Linked DNA regions of Homo sapiens: region 2 is linked to region 1. A link is an interaction called in ENCODE POLR2A ChIA-PET data of the cell type or tissue named here. Cell type or tissue: MCF 10A. All regions are shown on one strand. Links, peaks and the distances in the headings refer to the core of each region. The heading gives the core; the rest is flanking DNA.

Evidence for each region. ChIA-PET counts read pairs that join two places held together with the same protein. Peaks named below come from ENCODE experiments on the same cell type or tissue, not always from the same donor. Only the 100,000 strongest peaks of a DNase experiment are listed, where the experiment ranks them.
Region 2: POLR2A ChIA-PET joins it to region 1 with 5 read pairs; 3 of 35 experiments call an interaction of 5 or more read pairs at or near these places.

What each region holds. Positions count from the first base shown.
Region 1 is chr2:164,041,582-164,046,974 of GRCh38, forward strand. No RefSeq gene overlaps it. Among named protein-coding and RNA genes, the nearest start is that of FIGN, 310 kb to the left of the region's middle. In MCF 10A, for the core only: no CTCF peak of the experiment used is centred there; a DNase peak (open chromatin) is centred at 3,230.
Region 2 is chr2:163,742,409-163,747,801 of GRCh38, forward strand. No RefSeq gene overlaps it. Among named protein-coding and RNA genes, the nearest start is that of FIGN, 9.1 kb to the left of the region's middle. In MCF 10A, for the core only: no CTCF peak of the experiment used is centred there; no DNase peak of the experiment used is centred there.

The sequences.
Region 1 (5,393 bases), core at 227-5,226:
CCATGGCTGGAGCAGCCAGAAAGCAGGGTACCAAGTTGCTAGGCTGCACAGAGCAGGGGGCCCTGGCCTGGCCCATGAAACCATCTTTTCCTCCTAGGGCTCCTAGCCTGGGATGGGTTGGGCTGCTGGGAAGACCTCTGACATGCCCTGGAGACATTTTCCCCTTTGTCTTGGTGATTAACATTTGTCTCCTTGTTAATTCTGCAAATTTCTACAGCTGCCTTGAATTTCTCCTCAGAAAATGGGATTTTCTTTTCTACTGCATTATCAGGCTGCAATTTTTCCAAACCTTTTTGCTCTGCTTCCCTTATAAAACTGAATGCCTTTAACAGCACCCAAGTCACCTCTTGCATGCTTTGCTGCTTAGAAATTTCTCCCACCAGATACCTTAAATCATCTTTCTCAAGTTCAAAGTTCCACAAATCTCTAGGGCAGGGGCAAAATGCCACGAATCTCTTTGCTAAACCACAACAAGAGTCACCTTAGCTCCAGTTTCTAATGAGTTCCTCATCTCCATCTGAGACCATGTCAGCCTGGACCTTATTGTTCATTCACTATTAGCATTTTTGTTAAAGCCATTCAATGAGTCTCTAGGAAGTCCTAAACTTTCCCATGTTTTCCTGTCTTCTGAGCCCTCCAAACTGTTAACAACCTTGCCTGTTACCCAGTTCCAAAGTCACTTCCACATTTTTGGTTATCTTTTCAGCAACACCCACTCTACTGGTACCAGTTTTCTATATTAGTCCATTTTCATACTGGTGAGAGGCAAGGAGGAGCAAATCACATCTTATGTGGATTGCAGCAGGCAAAGAGAGCTTGTACAGGGCAACTCCCGTTTTTAAAACCATCAAATCTTGTGAGACCCATTCACTATCATGAGAACAGCACAGGAAACACCCACCTCCATTATTCAATCATCTCTCACTGGCTCCTTCCCACAACCTGTGGGAATTATGGGAGCTACAAGATGAGAGTTGGGTGGGGACACAGAGCCAAACCATATCACTTATTTTGTATAAATAAACTTCGTTCTAAGGTAACATTCTATTTAAGCAAAGTATAGCTTTCACTATATGAAAATCTTACACTGTTTTGTTTGAAAAATCACATACTTTTATAGTGATCTGTTTATATTCACCTGCTATAATGACAAAGGAACAAAAGGAATGTCTGCAAGTATTTTATTTGTGATGTAATGAAACTCCAGATTCAGTGCAGTTATTCCAACAACGCACAAATGCTAACATTTAAAAGTTAAGTGCTGAATGATTATAAACCTCATGCTATTTTGATACTGTTACTTGAAAAGTAATACGAAAGGGTCCTTGAATATCTATAGAATGATACCAGAAAATCCAATATTTGTGTAAAATGTTATAGGATCAGCTGTTTAAACAGTAGCCTGATTAAATATCAATACATGTTTTGAAAGCATTGTAAATTTTACTCTATTATTATCTCAGAACATAATTTTCAACTGGTAAACAGATTTTTTTAGAAAGCAACCAAATTATAGTGTACTGTGTCCTTGTCCCAAAATCTATGGTGTTCTACCAAAACATACTATGGAAAATAGCAAGCGCTTATCCTGCCTTGTCCTATGCACCAAAGATCTTAAGGGTCACTTATATGGTTTTAAAATAACTTCATTCCAATCAGGCAAAAGAATTTGTCTTTTCTTACTTTTACTCTTTACAAAACTTAAGTTCTCTCCATTAAGCATTGTCAAAAACAAATCACATATTAATATGACAAAATAAAAACTCTGAAAAAACATCTTATGGATGAAAACTTTTCTTCCTCTTGTCTAAACATTTTCTTGATTTACCATAAACTTATCTTGATTTCTTACAAGGTTATTATAAATGACAATTTATAACAATTTATAATAACCTTGTAAGAAATTTTTTAAAAAAACTTTGGTCTTGTGAATTGTTATTTAAAAAGAAGACATCCTTAAATTATAGTTCTTTTAGGTTTAGGACATGGTATTATTGTCTTCTTTATTTAATTTGAAGCTTTTTGACTTAGACAAAATAGTAATTCAAATATGTATGATTATAAGATCTTCCATTGTAAAACTTGTATCTTACACATATTTTGTAACATCCTTATAATACTGAAATACTAGTCTGACAACTAGTAGTGAGTCGGTAATTATTTGACACATATATCAACATGATTCAGAAACTGCTAATACATCTTATATGAAAATGACCATTATAAAAGTGAAAATTTGCAACAGAAATATTCTTTCTCTTTTTTATAATTTTTCTATTTGATTTTCACTTCGCTTCTGAGAGATATCATATTATGAATATCTATTAGTAGTATAAACTCTGAAATTTTATTCAGTCAACTCTGGTTGATATAAATAGATAAGTAAATGTGTAAATGGACTTTCAGAGCAGTGATAAGGGATTGAGGATGAATTTTTTTTCATTATTGATACTAAACTGAAAATCAATAGTGTTTTTTGCCCAGAGAGAAACAAAATTAAATCAATTTCAAGACTAAATTGGTATTTATCTTTTTTCAGTTCTGAAGAACTGATTTTAATTTTACTCATAAGAGAAATTTATTTTCTTATAATAAATTGTTTTCCAACTTGCACCCACCAGCCCCCTGACCTTCAATCATCCTAATAATACTAGAAGATACAAAATGTAAACCAGACTTATTTTTATACTAGTTAGCTTTGATATATACATAGTGTTAGAATCCTAGGAGAGATATTGTGAGTATTCATATTTTAATGTAACATGTAAATATTTTATAAAGATATATTTAAAAATTGATTTAGTGTTTCTATACCATTTTGATGTTCTTCTGCAAAAAAAACAGCAAAAAAAAAAAAAAGAAAAATGAAAAAAATTAGTGTACTCACCAGACTGCCAAGAATTCTACTTATGAATCTATGCAATGCTTCTAATTTCTAATGGATTGCTTTTGTAACTTTTGGAGTATTGCCATTGAGTTTTTGACAATTGAGAAATTGACAATAAATTTCCCTTAATTTATTGTCAGATGGTTTCTAGTGGATTTATCTTAGCGGTTTGCTGAACTTCCCCCAGAAACCTGCTCGGAAGTCACCTGAGCCTTAGCCAGCAGAGGACTCTTTTGATCCATGTCCTTAGGCTGTTGAGCTCAGCTCAGGGAATTGCTCCATCCAGACCACCACAGCTCTTCCAGGTAAGACCATTCTACTGCCAAAGAGTTGCTGGACCTCTCCCAGCACATTGGCAAACTCTGACTCCTGGACTGGTCCCAGTGAACTGGCAGAGTATAATCAGTTGGCTGCTGCTGGTGGAAATGTGGCCCACACTACTCAAAAGATGACACCTTCTTCTTATGAGGCAATTTGGTGATGCAGGGAAAATAATGTAGTCATGGTTATAACAAAATAGTGCTTAGCCTGGGGAAAGCAATTGCTCACTACAAATCTTAATAAAACCACAAACAAATTTACAAATTAGAGCTGAATTACAGATACTGCATTACATTTTTTCTTTCCTATTCATTTTTTTTCTAGGGAATTTGTCTAGAATTTTAGTCCACAATTCTATCACCAAAACACATCTTATCATTTTAGATTTTTTTTTTTGGTGAATATGGAGTTACAATTGAAGTGAACACTTTTTACTAGTATTGTTTCTACATTTCCACAGATTTATTAATTAGTAAAATAGAATCTCCACAATTTTATTTTAGTTTGATTAAAATAATTTTAAACAAGCCTTTAGTAAGCATGAGTTGGGCATTTTCTAAAAGTCCTGGGCCGGAACAATTCACTATTCCCTGGAGTTTCCTAGTAAGTTATCTGAACAGATCCTGAGACAATTTAATTAAACAGGATACTTAATAGGTCAAATAACTAAATCCTCTTTATGTCCATTTTCAGAGGCAAGAATGCTGATACTACCCAACAACTCTACCTTCTCTAGATCCCTCTATTTTTTTACTTGAAAACTAGTAATAAAAATACTATGATAAATATAAAAGAAATCCAACAACCTATTACCACTACCTATAATTTGAAGATTTATCTTTGGTGTCAATCCATATTACTTTGGGGTTTCAAACCCATAAATAGTCCCAATAATATGTACTATTGGTATTTAAGTTTTAACTTTTTATTTTTACAGTATTTCAGACTTATAGAAAAGTTCTGAGAATAACAGAGAATTCTCTTAGACCCCTTACCCAGATTTCCCAAATATTAGCTTTACATTTTCTTCACAATTCTCTTTCTGTCTCTCTAAAATATATGCACGTTATTTCCTTTTAACATTTTCAAAGTAAATTGCAGATGGATCCCTTTACCCATAAATACTTCTATTTGTTTTTCTTAAGAGCAAGGTCAGTCATCAATTGGCAGACTTTATAGTAATAATTATTGCAGACAAAAATCGCAAATGGATGGTAAATTAGTAGGCAAAAGTATGATGAGAAACAGGATATATGCATATAAGACCATAGAGTCTCAGAATATCTATCTCTCCATCAAAGATTTTGCCTCTATGCAAAGAGCAGCCTGGCTTCTGTCCCTGAATTCTGGAAGTTAACCTCCAAATTCTTGGAATATTCTGTGCAATAGGCATTTCCTTGTTATTGATGGGGACCTTTGCACCATACCACCTCTGATTGCTCATGCTATCCATGTAACTCATGGTGAGCTCCTAGTTTTTGCTAAGCAGATGACTCATGGTGGGGGCTGCTACCTGGAAGCCCAACCATGGGATTAGAGGGAGAAAGGGAAGAGGCCGGAGATTGGGTTAAACCATATGAGCGATGATTCTAACAGTTGAGCTTACATCATAAAGCCCTAGGAAAAATTCTGCACCATGAAGGAGCTTCCCCGTTTGGCAATATTCTTTTATTTATTTATTTATTTTTATGTTTATTTTTAATTTTTTTTTTTTGAGACGGAGTCTAGCTCTGTTGCCCAGGCTGGAGTGCAGTGGTGCGATCTCGGCTCACTGCTGCAAGCTCTGCCTCCCAGGTTCACGCCATTCTCCTGCCTCAGCCTCCCCAGTAGCTGGGACTACAGGCGCCTGCCACCACTCCCGGCTAATTTTATTTATTTATTTATTTATTTATTTATTTTTATTTTTAGTAGAGACGGGGTTTCACCATGTTAGCCAGGATGGTCTCGATCTGACCTCGTGATCTGCCCGCCTCGGCCTCCCAAAGTGCTGGGATTACAGGCGTGAGTCACCGCGCCCGGCCGCAATATTCTTTAACTATTGTCACACTTCCATGCTGGAAGAATCATGTGTCCTTGCAGACGATGAAAAGTTTCTGTTTGGCATCTTTCCAGGCTTCGCACTGATTCACTACTCTTGACTGGTTCTAATTTGTATCCTTTCCTTATAATAAGCTGTAAATATAAT
Region 2 (5,393 bases), core at 123-5,122, 300 kb before region 1:
TTTCCCTGTTTAAGGTGAGTCTTTTCCTTTCTAAGAGATACAAAGAAATCTTCACGGTTTCTCCTCTCAGTAGCTGTTTTCTTCTCCTGTAATATTTTCTCATACGACATTTATACATTGAGTCATAGAATTAAGATTATAATTTGTACCATGCTCTTTTTTTTTTTTTTTGCTATAGTTATTCTCCCTACCAGTTTGCCATTTTGTTAAATTATAAGCATGGTGTACTGTAAATATTTTTTAACATGTAAAAGTGTTGCATTCAAGTAAGTGCTTACCATACGTATTTTGATTTGTTTTCATGGCAAACGACTACTGGCAATATCAATAATTCAAGAATAGAAACAATGAAAATACAGATGAATTGCATTTGGATACTTCTTCCTGTCAATCATCCTTGCCAGATTCCTATTTGAACATTCTGAAAATGAGGAAGACATCAGGTCTAGCCTTAAGTATGAGTAATAGTTTTCTATTTCCTTACACTGCTCACCCCAACTGAGCTTTTAAAGCACAGGTATCTTGGGTGTCTCTATATAGCTTAATATTTCAAGTATGGAAATAATATTTTAATATTGAATTGAAAATGTATTTCATACAATATGCATGTGCAGACTTTCCATTTTACATAAAGCAATATGCAAGCACCTGTTTGTATCTATGGAGAGTGTTCAATGTATCAGATGAGTACATTCACAAATCATTTAAGTTGAGCTTTTCAAGTGATGTGAGCCACTGATGCAAACTTGCTAATGATAATTATAGAACTGATGCTGATTTAGTCATTTCAAAAAAGCCACGGAGGCATAATTAGTGTCTGAATGGCCTCAATATTGCATTATTAGGAGGCTAGGGTGAAACTTGAAATGAGAACATCAAGGCTGATAACAGAAAAGAAAACATGAAATACATACATAATTCATTCTGAGATATTATAAAGGTTTATAACTAGAAACAATAATTTGCAGAAAGCATCTCATGTACTGGAGCCAACTGCAATCATTTGGTCAACCTGTTAAAGATCAAATAGTATATTCTTAGCTATTCTCAGTGGTGTCTTTGTAATAAAGTAGCAGCAAACAGACACTGTTTGCTTCTGGTCACTTTTAAAGAATGTTCAGTTTATCAGTAGGGACTTTAATCTCAACCTTAATAGAGTACAAAAGCAGCCTTGTACCTGTGCTTCTCTCCTTAAGGCCACAAGCCATGCGGGTTTTTTTATTATTATTATTTAAAACAAGAAAAATAAAATTCTCCTTTTGAGAACACTAAATACTGTGTTTTTTTCCAAGAAAGTAATATCCATTCACTTTCTCTTTTTTGATGCTTTTCTTCTCTCCTTCTTGCTGATACATAGATGCTCCACCACAGTTCACAGCCATCACAGGAGTGAAGACATCCACAATATATTTGAAGGATCCCCTGCCTTGGACCCCTGCCAGGTCTACCATTATCAAGTGACCTGATGTTGGTTGACTTGAGCCTTATAACTGAAAAGTTCTCCTTTTTTGTACTCTTTCCTATTAGTTGGCAACAGATAGGAATAATGACTCTCAACCTAAATTAAACAAACAAATAGATTGCAGTGTTAGGCGTCCATCCTCATTAGCATAGGTTTACAGGTAATCAGAAAAAGGCATATTTAAGTACAATCTGTCTGCTATCTAACATGCCCTGCTGAACAGAAAACCAAATACTATATGTAGTCAGTTATAAGTAGGAGCTAAACATGGGGAACTCATGGACATAAATATGGCAATAATAGATGCAGGGGACTATAAGAGGAGGAGGACGGGAAAGGGGCAAGGTTGAAAAACTAAATGTTAGGGACTATGCTCACTACCTGGGTGACAGCATCATTTGTATCCCAAACCTCAGCATCATGAAATATAACCATGTAACAAACCTGCACATGTAGCTCCTGAATCTAAAATGAAAGTTGAAATTATGAAATAAATAAATAAAAATAAGTGCCCTGCTTCGAGTGTGTTTATTATTATCATTTCCAAAAGTGACAAGGTCTGGGCTGTATCACCTCTGAGAAATCTGGCTGCACTTTCTAAATATTATCTTTTTTTTTTTTCCATGTGGAGTCATACGCACAGGTGTCATACTCACAACAATCAGATTTCCAACTATCTGGGTAAAGAGAGGTGAAGAGAGCCTCAGGTATTGAGAAAGGCAGTTATACAGGTACAGAAAAATAAATCCCTAGATCCACACAGAATTACCAAGTGGATCAACTGTGTTTTAGGAGTCCATACTATATTGTGATCTCCCAAGTATCACAGCCAATTAATTTTTAAAAACCAAGTTAATTTATTTACTACTGTTTCTCCACCTCCCCAAAACAACTGGTAAACACCAAATGTTAATTATGTCCTTTGTAAACCAAGAGGCAGTGACTTGCAGTCCCATAGTGAGACTGGTGGAAACACCAGAAGGTTGGATTTGTTTTGTTTCATTTTGTATTTTCTGGTCAGAAGATATGACAAGAAGTAACACAATTCTTTTTCATTTCCATACTCATAAATGCAGTAGCCAAATTCGTGGCTTTCATTAAGGATGCTTTTGGTTGCAAGTAAGAGAAGGAGAAACTAACAGTAGCTCAAGAACTAAGGGGTTTATTTATCTCTCAATAAAAATATAAGGGTAGGGAAGTTCCTGGGTTTCTTTTCTACTATCTTGAATATTTTGGTGATTTTTACTCCACATTATGGGTGCAACAGCTTCAAACATCACATGAGACAAGACTACATCCAATGGAAGAAGAGGAGTGTTGTCTTGCTCTATGTCTCTTTTTTTGTAAGGGAAACCATTATCCAGAAGCCATCAGGGGATTTATTCTCACCCTTGTTGGGTCACATTTTTAAACTGTGATGGCAAGGGGAGTGAGACCACCAAGACTGGCCTGATGAATACTGGGAAAGGGATCACCTATTAGTAAGCACACAAATATATTTGACGAAAGAAGGGACAGAGGTGGTGGAAGTGGTAGTGGTGGAGTTTGCAGAATGGCTGTGTAGAATCATTATTATGCATAATACCAGGAATTCCATTTTTGCCATGGTTGTTGTGAATGTTACCCTCTGGAATTGTTGCACCACACCATGAAAATGATTGTACCATTCGACTTGCATCTGAGTAACAAATAGAGCCTATCAGAATACTCATAATACTTTTTAGCCCACTGTCTAGCTCTGAGCTTTTTTAATAATCTAATTTATATCTTAATTTTGAGAACCTACTTTGCATGTTTCTGTGGCTCATAGCATAGCTATGAGCCCATCATTTCAGAAGCAATCAGGACCTTGGGATGTGGAAACTATTACTCTCAAAATTGATTAAAGTGTTTAAATGCTTCCAATTTAAGCAAATCATAGAGACTCTGGCCACATATAATAGTAAAATAAATATTTCAACATAAACTTTCAAAAAATTAAAATAATAAATCATTTGAACTGGCATATATGGTAGACACAATAATGAATGACTAAATGAATGAATGGAGTTAAGTCTACCTGAAGAAGAAACAGCTAAAGAGGAAAAAGCAAGGTATTTCCTGATACTCCAGCTAGCCATTTTTAGCTCCTTGGAGATAAGAAATAATATTTTAAAATGCAGCAGAAAGGATATGGTATAGGCAATGTTGCACCAGAAAAGAACTGAAATATTGGGCCATGTTACCAGGCTCAGTTATTGATTCTGGAAATTTTAAATAAAGACTTAACTTTACCTGTGATGATACTGAACTTAAACTTATAAAATGTCACATCACTGTATTGATAAGACAGTGATAAAAAATTATGGCAGCTTTCACTTCAAATCATTTTTATAGGGCCATTGCCAATGTTTACCTTCTAGAAGGAAAGGACGAAGAGGAGGAGGTACGGGAGGAGAGTCATATAAATCATGAATAATTTAAAATGTATGTATAGAAACATGGCTTCAACTTTAATAAACATCTACCTATAAATATTGTTTTAAAAATAGAAATCATTCTTTTAATTACCATAACTATACTGCTTAAAGCTACACAGTTGCACAGCATGCTCATGTCAGCCCTTGTTTAATGAAGGCTATTTGTACCTCTTCTGACAGAGCAATAACTTTCTTTCCTTATTCTCCCTTCCATCTATCACAGAAGCATCCTTGATGTTTGCCATAGTTAAACATGCATTATATCTACTCTTGTCATTATAATATTGTCTATATTGTTGGCTATGTGTCACAATGAATAGAGTATCTGAGGACAAAAAAATATAAACACCAACTTTAGCTCTCCAGCAGCTGTTAGTAGTCAAAACAGAAACCTAGATAGTTCAAGGTCCTCTCAGTTTTTTTTTTTTTTAGTTCTCAGTCTTCTTTGGAGACACATTCAGTTAATTTTGGAATCTCCTCTTACCATTCTTTTCTTTTGATGGGTACTCTAGATCCTGTTTTTGACAAGAAGGCTTGTGGTTCACAGCCATATTCTGTCTTCACTGAGGTGTAACTCACTTGGCTCAGGCATGGCGCTTGAACTTCTGTCTCAGATACATGTGCAGTAGGTATCCATGGTCCTACCATGTGGGTCTTCAGCTTGTATGATCCAAAATGCATCCAGTCAGCGTGTCCCGTGGATACGAATGCATGTTTATCCTAGTCCAATGAAATTCTTTCAGCCTTTCTGCATCCCTCTTAGGAGCTTCATAATCTTTTGGATATTTTTCCACACCATGCTCGGTGTCTGACCTCAGAGAATCTGTCATCAGATCTAATCCTGAAGGCATCTTACTAACTCATTGTTTCTATTCCCAAGTGGCATTATAATTAACACAGGCTTCTTTAAAAAGAGAGGATGGGGAAGAGGGCAACCCATACTTATGGCTAAGCCTTATTCTTCCCCTCTCCTTTGTGTCCAAGTCTCTCCTTCCACCACTGTCTCCTATTTGTTTTCATAACTCCAATCTGAATGAGATTTTTTTCTTTTCTTTAAAAAAACCATAAACTTAAGGGGTACAGTTGCAGTTATGTTACATGGATATATTACATAGTTGTAAAGTCTGGGCTTTAGGTGTAACAATCACTCAAATAGTGTACATTGTACCCATTAAGTCATTTTTTCAGCCCTCACTCACCTCCCAACCCTCCCAGCCTTCTGAGTCTCCAATATCTATTATTCCACAGTCTACATCCATCTGTACACATTATTTAACTCCTACTGATATGTGAGAACATGTGGTATGTGACTGTTTCTGAGTTGTTTCACTTTTCTCTGTATTCCAAAAATCATCTTTTACTTTATCCTTTATTCTTTCCAACAGCGTTATTTTTGGTATAAACTGTGCTTTACATCCTTAGGGCTTTTAATTTTTCATTTTCAAACAATTTTCTCTCTATATCCTTTGTAC